Linked DNA regions of Homo sapiens: region 1 is linked to region 2. A link is an interaction called in ENCODE POLR2A ChIA-PET data of the cell type or tissue named here. Cell type or tissue: CD4-positive, alpha-beta T cell. All regions are shown on one strand. Region 1 holds the start of LOC124901061 (a long non-coding RNA gene). Region 2 overlaps RAPGEF6 (Rap guanine nucleotide exchange factor 6).

The links. ChIA-PET counts read pairs that join two places held together with the same protein. Peaks named below come from ENCODE experiments on the same cell type or tissue, not always from the same donor. Only the 100,000 strongest peaks of a DNase experiment are listed, where the experiment ranks them.
Region 1: POLR2A ChIA-PET joins it to region 2 with 5 read pairs; 3 of 35 experiments call an interaction of 5 or more read pairs at or near these places.

The regions. Positions count from the first base shown.
Region 1 is chr5:131,221,837-131,226,836 of GRCh38, forward strand. It overlaps LOC124901061 (a long non-coding RNA gene), which reads right to left and starts at 2,635. Exons shown (of 2, transcript XR_007058932.1): 1 at 2,525-2,635. It also overlaps a transcript of CDC42SE2 not described here. RefSeq lists enhancers at 2,575-2,634, 2,995-3,094. In CD4-positive, alpha-beta T cell, no CTCF peak of the experiment used is centred here; DNase peaks (open chromatin) are centred at 2,785 and 3,285; H3K27ac peaks cover 819 bases.
Region 2 is chr5:131,530,252-131,535,251 of GRCh38, forward strand. All of the region lies in intron 6 of RAPGEF6 (Rap guanine nucleotide exchange factor 6), which reads right to left. Among named protein-coding and RNA genes, the nearest start is that of RAPGEF6, 100 kb to the right of the region's middle. In CD4-positive, alpha-beta T cell, a CTCF peak has its summit at 3,749; DNase peaks (open chromatin) are centred at 1,920, 2,190 and 3,750; H3K4me3 peaks cover 2,009 bases; H3K27ac peaks cover 2,454 bases.

The DNA of each region.
Region 1 (5,000 bases), 310 kb before region 2:
TTCCCACTTCCCATTAGCTCTTTTCCATAGGTGAATTGCACAAATTTAATATTTTGTTAATTGTTAAATGTTGGTATTGAGAAGAATATAGCAAGTTACCATTGATTCATATGTATACCTGAAGTCAGAAATCATTTAAATATGAAGAATATTTAGTCAATATAATTTTAGCATAATTAAACAATTAGCAATGTGAATAAGAAATCACTCCCAAACCTTTCAGACAGCTCTGACTCATCATTACATAATGCTCACATGGGTGAGTGTTTCAGAAATTGTTTGAATTCATAAGAAAGAGCAGCTAAGTGTTTCTACTTTAATATATCTGTGATGACAAGAAATTTTCACTCAAATTTTACTAATTTGGGATGGAATCTCATAATGCAAAGATGAAATGGATTTTTCACAAGCACACAGGAAGTCAGTAAGGAGTTCTTGGCCATCCAAAAGTCTCTAAGTCCTGAGATAGATTTTTATATACTGGTTAAAAGCATAGGCTTTTGCTACAAGACTGCCTGGGCTGACCCCCAGCTTCCTCTGTCCCTCAGTTTCCTCATCTATAAAGGGAGAATGAATAATAGTCCCTACCTGAAATTAATTAATATATTTGAACTACTTAGAACAGCACCTGGCACATTATAAGCACTGAACATGTTAGCTATTCTTTGCATTATTTGATAATGACATTGAACCAAAGAAACTAAGACTTTACTAAATGAAATTTTAAACAAACATAAAATGAATGGAGGTGGAGACTCTCCCATGCTGCTGCACTTGCTTTTGTATTTCTACTGCATGTATGTTGTCAGCTGAGTTCCCTACAATCTTGTTTTGGCCTCAGATGGCACACTATCTGCTCCTTATGCAGTTGTTTTATCTCAGCGTCTTCTTTAACAGTGAGATATGCATTGGTGTGGACACAGAAGAGGATGTGAGTGGAGGGCATGGCACCCTTCACTTCTCAATACCATTCCCAGTGATTCCCATAGAAAGACAGACACAATGACAATATCATTTGCTACCTTAATCCTGCCACTTACTCCAGCCTTTGCTTCTGACTCTGCTCCTGCTGCCAAGCTTTCAGCTTTGTCCTAGATTCAAGTCTCCAGCCCTCTCACCCTGAAAGGTATAATAAATGCTGACTGGCTTCTTAGCTAATGTAATTAAATCATTGGCACCCCATCCATTTTCTTAAAATAGCAGATTACTTTCTCCCCTACTTCCAAGCACTGTTTCTTAGCTAATTTGACTCATCATCATCCTATCCATTTACTTAAAAATAGAAAATTGTTTTCTCCCCTTTTTTCACTTCCTTTCCAATCCTATATGGAACTCAAGTGACTATAAAACATAATTGTTTCTTTCTTTCCTCTAGTCCCACCAGACATTTTAATCTAATATGGAGCATCTTCAGACCATCAGGAATGCCCCTTATCTGGCTTTCCCCTAAAAATACCTGGAGCGTGTTTTCAGTCGTCTGGCCCTTGACCTTCGCTTTTGGGATAAGGCATGTTTCTGCAGGATGAGTACTGGGAAGATGTCTGGGGGGGCACAGCTGCCAAGTTTGAAGCTGTCTTATCATTGATTCAACAAACACTGTTGCTTTCTTGTGATCAATATCACAACTCAGATCAAAAAATGCGATTTTCTACATAAAATAAAAACTCCACCCAAATTACTTGTTACCATATATGAACTATTTCTGTTCTGTTTTAAAGCCTATTTCAGTTCTGTTTATTTACTAGATCCTAATTCCTCTCACCCAGTAAAGGACATTGCTCCAATAGTTCCTGCTCCCTAGCCCAGTTTTTAACCCTTCACTAAATCATTTCCATCAGCCTACTACAATGCCATTATTTGTAGCATCTTTAATAAAATGAACAAAAAACCCTTTTTGACTACTTTCCCCTCTATCTACTGCCCAATTTTTTAATAGCTAAACTTCTTAATAGCCATCTGTAAATTCTGTCCTCAACTTTTCCTTTACCACTCTGTCTTGAACTGGCCCCAATAAGGCTTTTGCCCACATGACTCCACCAAAACTATTATCAAAGCCAGCAAGTGTCCTCCATGTTGATCATTCCAAGGGTCAATCCTGAGTCCTCATCTTACCTGACCAGCAGCATTTTATGACACGGATCATTCCCTCCTCCTGGTTGCACCCTCTACACTTGGTTGCCAGGACAGCATACCCTCTTGGTTTTCTTCTGTTTCTTCTCAGTATCTGGCTGATTTGGCCTTTACTGTCTAACCTCTCAGTGTTGGAATGCCCAGGCTCTGTCCTGAGCCTGTTTTTCTTCTCTCTCCACACTCACTTTCTTAAAAATCTCATCTGTTTCCTGGGCCATAAATGCCACCTCTAATCTGAAAACTCATAAATGTATTTCTCCAACTCAAGCCTCTCTCTTGAACTCCTGACTCACATATCTAACTATCTAGTCAACATCTCCACTCGAATATCTACTGGGTATCTCAAACTGAATAGATCTCATAGAGAATTCCAGATCTTACTTTTCTAACCTACCTCATCTGCAGCCTTCATGGTAACTGCATCCTTTCATCTGCTCAGGTCAAAAGTCTTAGAGTTAGCTATGAATCTTCTCTCTCTGCCACATCTCACATCCAGTCTGTCAAGAGTTCCTGTTGGGTTCTCCCTTCAAATATATGCAGTATCTGACCACCCACCACTTCCTTGGTTACTGCCCTGTTCTGAACCACCATCCTTTCTCACCTGGCCTAACCCAATAACCTCCTCCCTATCTCTCTTCCTCTAACTTAAACTCCATAGTCCATTCTCAAAACAGCAGCCAGAGTGAGCTTCATAAATGTAAGACAGCTGCTATCATTCATCTGTTCAAAGTCCTGCAATAACTTCCCATTTTACTCAGAACGAAAGTCAAAATTCTTACAAGAGGCTCAACATTGCCTCTTTTAAGAGTGAAGCGTGCTGAATGGCCACAGAGAAAAGGGTGACCGCAGCAGATGCAGGAGCCAAAGCAGAAGGTCAGGCAAGGGAGTAGGACAAGGCAGCAGGACAAGCAGAAGCAGCATCTGGGTAGAGTGAAGGCATCAGGCCAGCAGCAGCCCATGTGGGGGTGCCCAGCAGGGGACCTAGAGGCAGAAGCAGCAGACTGGAAGACAGGGAATGGGGGGTCCACATGAAGCAGCTATGGTGGGCATGGCAGGCAGAGAGGGTAAGCAGTGGCCGCCGTGTGAACAGTGGCTTAGGTGGAGCCCTGAGCCAAGCTCAGAGGATAGCAGCAGCCTGGTTGAAATCGAAGTGGTGGCCCAGAGCCAGGGGAAGCCCAGAGCAAAGCAAAGGAACATTACACACAGTGGCTTCTCTTGATTCATGACACTATGTAACAACCTCTAAAAACCCTGGAGAGGTGTCCATAGGAGAGAACCTTGAAAGAAGTCTAGAGTGGTACAGTTATTTGTGTGAGAGCTTTCAAACTAACGGGATTTCAGGCCTAAATATTAAGGTGATTTTATGCGTACCTACAAGCCAGGGAGTTATAGGGACATTCAGAGCTACATACTTGTTTATGACTGTCCTAAAAGAAACTGTCTCATACAGTAGCAAGGTCAAGATTTCTGAAAAACAAACACAGAGGCTAATCCTGTGGGTGATTGAATTACAAGGCAATTTGAATTTACAACCCCACAGGATCACTTTTGTTCAAGTACAACACTGATTGGGAAGAAGTGGGACTTTGGAAATTGGCATGAGGAGTCTATAGAAAGATTTGAATGAAGCTTGGTCATTGACCTCTATGTTCCGCCAAGGCTCCTTTGCTTGCCCTACTTCCCTGCCTGAGAAAGTCAGTCTCCCCTTGCATGAAGAACCTGGAAGAGTGACTTTGTAAGAGACAAATCCTCCTCAGGACCTATCCCTACTATCTCTCATTGTTTCTAGACCTACAACCAGATTTAAATCACAGCAGGCCTCAGGAGGTCAGTTACCAAGTGTGACCTATGAGAAGGAACTAAACACACCAAAAAAAAAGGTAAGATCTTACCAATTGTGATTGATAAAAATGTGTGGAGCATGTTTGGCATCCCAAGAGTGTTGGATCAGGGTGGAAGGAATTTAAAATAGGATCAGGCCGAATTTATTGTTATGGGTACATGAAGCAGAGATTCTTGATTTGATGTGTTAGCTCAAGAAACTGAAAGTGGCTTTAACCATTTCCATGGCTGTTCACTGAAACCTGGAACCGAAGGATAATTGGTCCTGGGGTAGCAAGGATCAACTGGCCCTGTTTAATTGCCAAAGACAGGATGGGTATGGTTGACACAATTGGTGGCGAAGCGAAGTAGTAACCAGAAACGATTGTCTTGCAGAGATCTTTGGTGTTAGCTAATTGCTCATGGTTGTCTCAAGTCTGAATTAGGTGGACAGTCTACTGAAGTCTCACTTTAGTATAGCAATTTAGTATCATTTGTATGTAGTATGATTTGAATAAGCAGGAAAGCTCTAGGTTTGATAAGCAGAAGTCTGCCTTTAATTACACAATAGTCTTGGCCCCTTAACAAATTCCTACACTTGAACCAATTCACAAATTTAGAGACCCTTGAATAAAGAGGAGGCCAAGTTCCTGAAGGAATAATCCTGATACATAGCCAAAAGTTTATGTCATAAATCTCCCTCCTCACCTTCCCTAAAGGGGCCTGCAGTCATTCATTTACCAGGGTGATATGCATTGGGGAAAGTGGAATAGCCAAACTTTGTAGAGATTACAGAACACTGGCTTTAAACTGGCACTAATTCCTAGAGGACCAAAGCACCGCTATGGTCCACCAGCCAGAGTAGGGGCTTATGAATGAAGATCAGGTGATTATTGAAGTTTTGGCTGTGATTGGCTTCACAGCAAGTTCAGTAGGTTGTTGAACTCACCCTGTGGTTATTTATCCAATTCTGGCATGTTTAGTTGGAATAGACTTACTCAGCAGCTACCAGTACCCCTGCATTGGTTTCCTTACTCTTGGAGTGAAGG
Region 2 (5,000 bases):
AGAAGACAGTGTAGTAACTTTTTCAAACTGCTAAAGAAAAAAGACTTTGGATTTATTATTTTATATTGAACTAAACAATTATCTTAAGAGTAAATATAAAGGAAGGCATTTATGATTCATTCTTCCCCAACCCCCAGTAGAACCATGCTAATACGACTATTTATTTTAGCAAGAAAATTAATGAATTCAGAAGTAGTAAAATGCAAGTACATAGTAGCATAGGCAAAAATACATGAACAAAAATAAAACCAGTAAAATGTACTGGAAAATGAAAAGAAGTATAACAAAATTCTAAGTTTTATGTGTTTAATTGCAATCCAGAGTCAAAATTTCATCAACAGTAACATGAGGGAAGGGGGATGGAGACATGTACTCTTACAAATACTTGATTTACACAGTAGAGTACCAATCCAGAATCCTGCTCATATAATGTTTGCTGGCATTTCATGAAACCTTAGAAGCTGATTTTGAAATTTTGACTCTTCCATATTTGTTAAATCTGGGATCAAAAGTTGGCTATCAGCATTCCAAAGGCTATTTTATTTTGCTGGTTACCTTAAAAAACAACCCCTATATCTCATTCTTAATTTTCTTTAAAGTTTTTTTTACACGGTCTCACTCACTTCCTTTCTACAAGTGGTTTAAACCTTTGTAGTATAGTGCAGCTATCAAGCATCAGCAATGCTTGGGCCATATAGGTGTCATTTTCACTAAAAAGGCCATTTAAGCCTTAGCCAGATAATAGCACAAATACATTGTGTACCTAGGCTTCTTTTCATCTATTTACATTTCAATCAGCTGTTTGCCAAATGGACAGTGAATTTAAATGTCTTTCCAGAAGCTGCCTTTAAGAAAGACATGCAGTGAGCTAGGCCAGATAAAACAGAAAAACACCACGATGCTATCATAGGATTTCTTCCTTAGTCACCATCAACAGGACAACCTTGAAACAAAGACATGATTTCAGACCATACTAAGAAGTGCCTCTATTGTGCCTGTCTGTATGCAAGAGAACCATAAAAAATCTTAATAAATGTTACAATTTAAATGTTTTGAAAAAACACTGTTTTATAATACATACATGAGACAGGAAAGATAACTTGAGTGGCATCAAATTACAGACTATATAAATAGCCACTGTGTATAATAAAACTCACTGAATTAGAGTATATATTTTCCTACAACCTAGCCTGGAAGGTTGTATAGCACTTTGCTTTTTTGTGAGTTATTATGTTTATTTAAAAATGACAAGTATGATAGATGACCTTAAATAGTCTCCAGCTGCTAATGGTTTACTATCTTGAAAATACTTAGAATCATTATTTAAATATTTTCATATAATTGATTTTCATGAGTATTTTCTTCATATTATTTCACTGCTCAAGAATTATCAACTAATCTTTGTAAAATAGCACAATTCAATTGTAAAATAGCACAATTCAATCATAATTTATGACAGCATCATATTAATGAAAAATGTCATATAATCTGGCAATTAGACTAACATACCTAAATATATCAACCATTTAAGAAAATGAAGCAAGTTAGAGTATGATCACTGATAAGTACAGCAATAGCCATAATCAAAAAATAATTCAGTCTGAAGAGAGTACATCTCAAATGCACTGCATTTTAAGTCTACAGATTTAAAACGCACCTTTCAAATCTCTTAGAGGTCACGTTAGAATGTTTTAGATATTTAAATTAAAAAAAAATGGCAATGAGAAAGACTACTTTGTAGTTCTTATTTTTAAAGTTTAGAAAAGAGCGCAATAAAGCTCATTTACAGTTCAAAATAAAATTTAATAACTGGATTAAATCAATTGCTAAGAAAATAACAATTACTTACTTTGGAGGCCCATGGCTGAAGACAATTGGCATAACAGCGAACAAGAAAAGCCATTTCCTAGGCTGGAAAGGGTAGTTTCCTTTTCAAACCAGAGCTACAGTGATGAGTACGGTGATAAAATTCTGTTAAGTTTCTTTTTACAAATCATACACCACTGCAGTGTTTATATAAAGGCAGCCTCTCCAAACCCCTTTTAAAACTGAAATCAGGAGCTTTCAGTATTGTTCTAAATTAAAACGTTCACTTTAACAAGCAAATCACAGTAAATGAAGATGTTTACAATTCTGGCTCAGAATATACAGACATATACATGCGGCCTCAGGCACCTGGCACAGACATGCAGAGTGGTAGCACAACAGTTAATACGGTATCAGTCAAAGCAAATCAGGCAACATGCACCAAATCTGTGTTCCTGGATTCCGTGAAACCTTTCCTCTCTGTAATATAGCTTTGTCTTTTCTTCAACTTATTTCATTCTGTAGAACAAGCACTGCAGTGATTCTTCTGCATCAAAAGCAAACATTGTATCCTGAAGATTAAAGTTTCTTCTTTATATTCTTAACCTCCAGAGGTTTAAAAAAAAAAAAAGTTGAGCAAATGGCAGTTAGATGATATATGCCGTAACAGGTTTGTCCTGTAGAATGTCTAAGAATCTCCAAAATTGTAATTATTTTCTCTATTCACATGCACTGTTTACAGCTCTGCAGCACTGTTCCTTATTCTAATGTATCAGTAAAACAGCACTGTTGATTTAAGTCTAGCTTTTCTGGTTAAACATTTTTATATAATATGGTACAAAACCATTATATCTTCTGCTAAAGCAAGACTGAATGTTAGTGTCTTAATTTCTACTGTCCTTGCCTGTTTCAAAGCAGCTCCCTAAGGAGAAGCTCCTATTGATTCTATGCTCTGCAGTAAGATGAAATATCTAATAAGAAGGAAAGAGAGTGGGAGGAGAATAGAGCTAAAAGGATGACATCACCTGTACAGAAAGCCTCCAGAAACTGCATTAGATCAATTGGCTACTGTATCTGCAGATGTAGCCCCAAGAGCAATTTATTGAAAACATACACACACACACACACACACACACACACACACACACACACACACCCCATCCTCCTTTCCATGAGACACGTCAGCAAGCTAAATTCTTTAAGAAAAAAATTGGCTTGAGCACCCTTTCTACTTCACAGTTTTAAAAATCCATTTTGATTTTTAATTCTGTACATTGATACACAGCTATATTTGGGAAGCCATATTTCCTATTATTATTCAAATGTAATACAGTATTGTCCTCCCAAGGTAAAATTATAAGCTCTGATAAGATACCATTGCATTCCAAATAAACAAGGCAGCCTAGGTTCTCAGATGTCACATGTATTTGTTAACAAGGGGTTTCTGCTTGCAAAATTTGCTATTTATCAAATAACTGTTCTGAAAGATATAACCTTCAGGATCACTCTAAATTAACATTAAGAATATACAAACTAGTACTAAGATTTGTAGGTAGATAGTAAATTTAAATGGAAACAATAGAATTTCATTTTGCAAAGGGAAGCTGGAAAAAAATCAGATGTACACCAATAGTTGCAGCATGCACCTACTTCTTTGAGAAAGAATAATCTACACAACATGGTACTTTCCTGTAGCCCAATGCTGAATTCCTAGAAAAAGACAAGAAGCCAGCAAAACTCACTCAGAAGAAATCAAAGAAAAGGATTAAACCTGCTTCCAGAGTGAGTGTGGACTAAAAAAAATTGCCCCATTTTTCTATAGAAATTACAGAAAAAGATTTTAATTTTGCCACACCCTCTTCCATCTGAAACACAATACCACTAGTACCCATCCTTGTTCTTCATGCTTCTGCTACAAGGCATTAGATACTCCAACTAAGCTTGCAATGGTTGCTCCTAGTGGCCAAAGAAAGACAGTTCCCAATAGTAAAATATAGTTAGTTATACCTCCAGGCGGCAAAATTATGAGAAAAACAATCACTGAACAAATCAAAGCAATATAATTATTTTGCTTTATTTACCTAACACTTTTATTTTGGGGAAAATGGGGTGTGCAACATAAGAGGAGATGTTACCTGGGAGACAGGTCTTTTAACAAAGGACTCCACTGACTGCAGAAGAAACATCTTGTTGTTAAGCACAAAAAAAATAAGTTCTTCAATATCTTTGAGAAAAGTCTGAGTCACTTTCTGAACAACACTATGCTGCCAATCTGAATTACACTGCTACTTATAAAACTAGAATTTAAGTTAAACTAAGTATAATTTTGAACAAAGACAAGTTATGCTTTCAAAATATGTAATTATTTAGATTTTCATAAAGCTTTTAAGAATGTTTTTCTGCCAAAATTCCAAAAGACACAATACCAAAATACACAATACCCGCATTTAAATATAAAATTAAATCTCACAAATGCAAACAAGCATGACTAGTTTTCTAAACATAAAACATGCAATATTTATACAGGTTGGTTTTCAAGCACCAATGTGTTTTTTTTTTTTTCAGTTTAATTTAAATCAATCATACGTGAGTTGGAATTCCACTTGATACTTAATATTGTACATTAATTAAAATCTAATGTTAATCATTCTTTAAAACAGAAAAATGATAGTAGGTACTTTGTATGTACATGAAGACAAACTTTCACTTAAGATAAAATTTCTAAAAGATGAGTATTTTACACATAAATATCAGTAGCAAGATTCAAGAATACCAAGAATTTCAACACCAGACAGTAATTATATTCATGTATAGTACCAACAGAATATATTATAGCCGAATCAAAAAGCAAAATTTTAATGCACACCTTTCCCCCTTTTTATAAATCATGCTGATCAACACACAAAGAAGGACCTCAAGCTGGGCAAGGGAGACAGCCATCTCTTAGCTGCTTTAAAAAACTGCTGCCCAGTGTGAGAAATGCAATCCACTAGTGCCATATGTTAGACCTACTGTAGTAAACACCAACTCAGTAAAGGAACAAAATTCTCTTTTCCTTTAGTTTGGCTTGTAAGTGAAGATGACATCATCCTTTTCCTTTTCTACCAATCATCTCATAGTATCTTCGATTCCAGGGAACTGTATAGTGAACCTATCATGCTAAATCTCCCTGTGTAACAATACTAAGAAAAGAA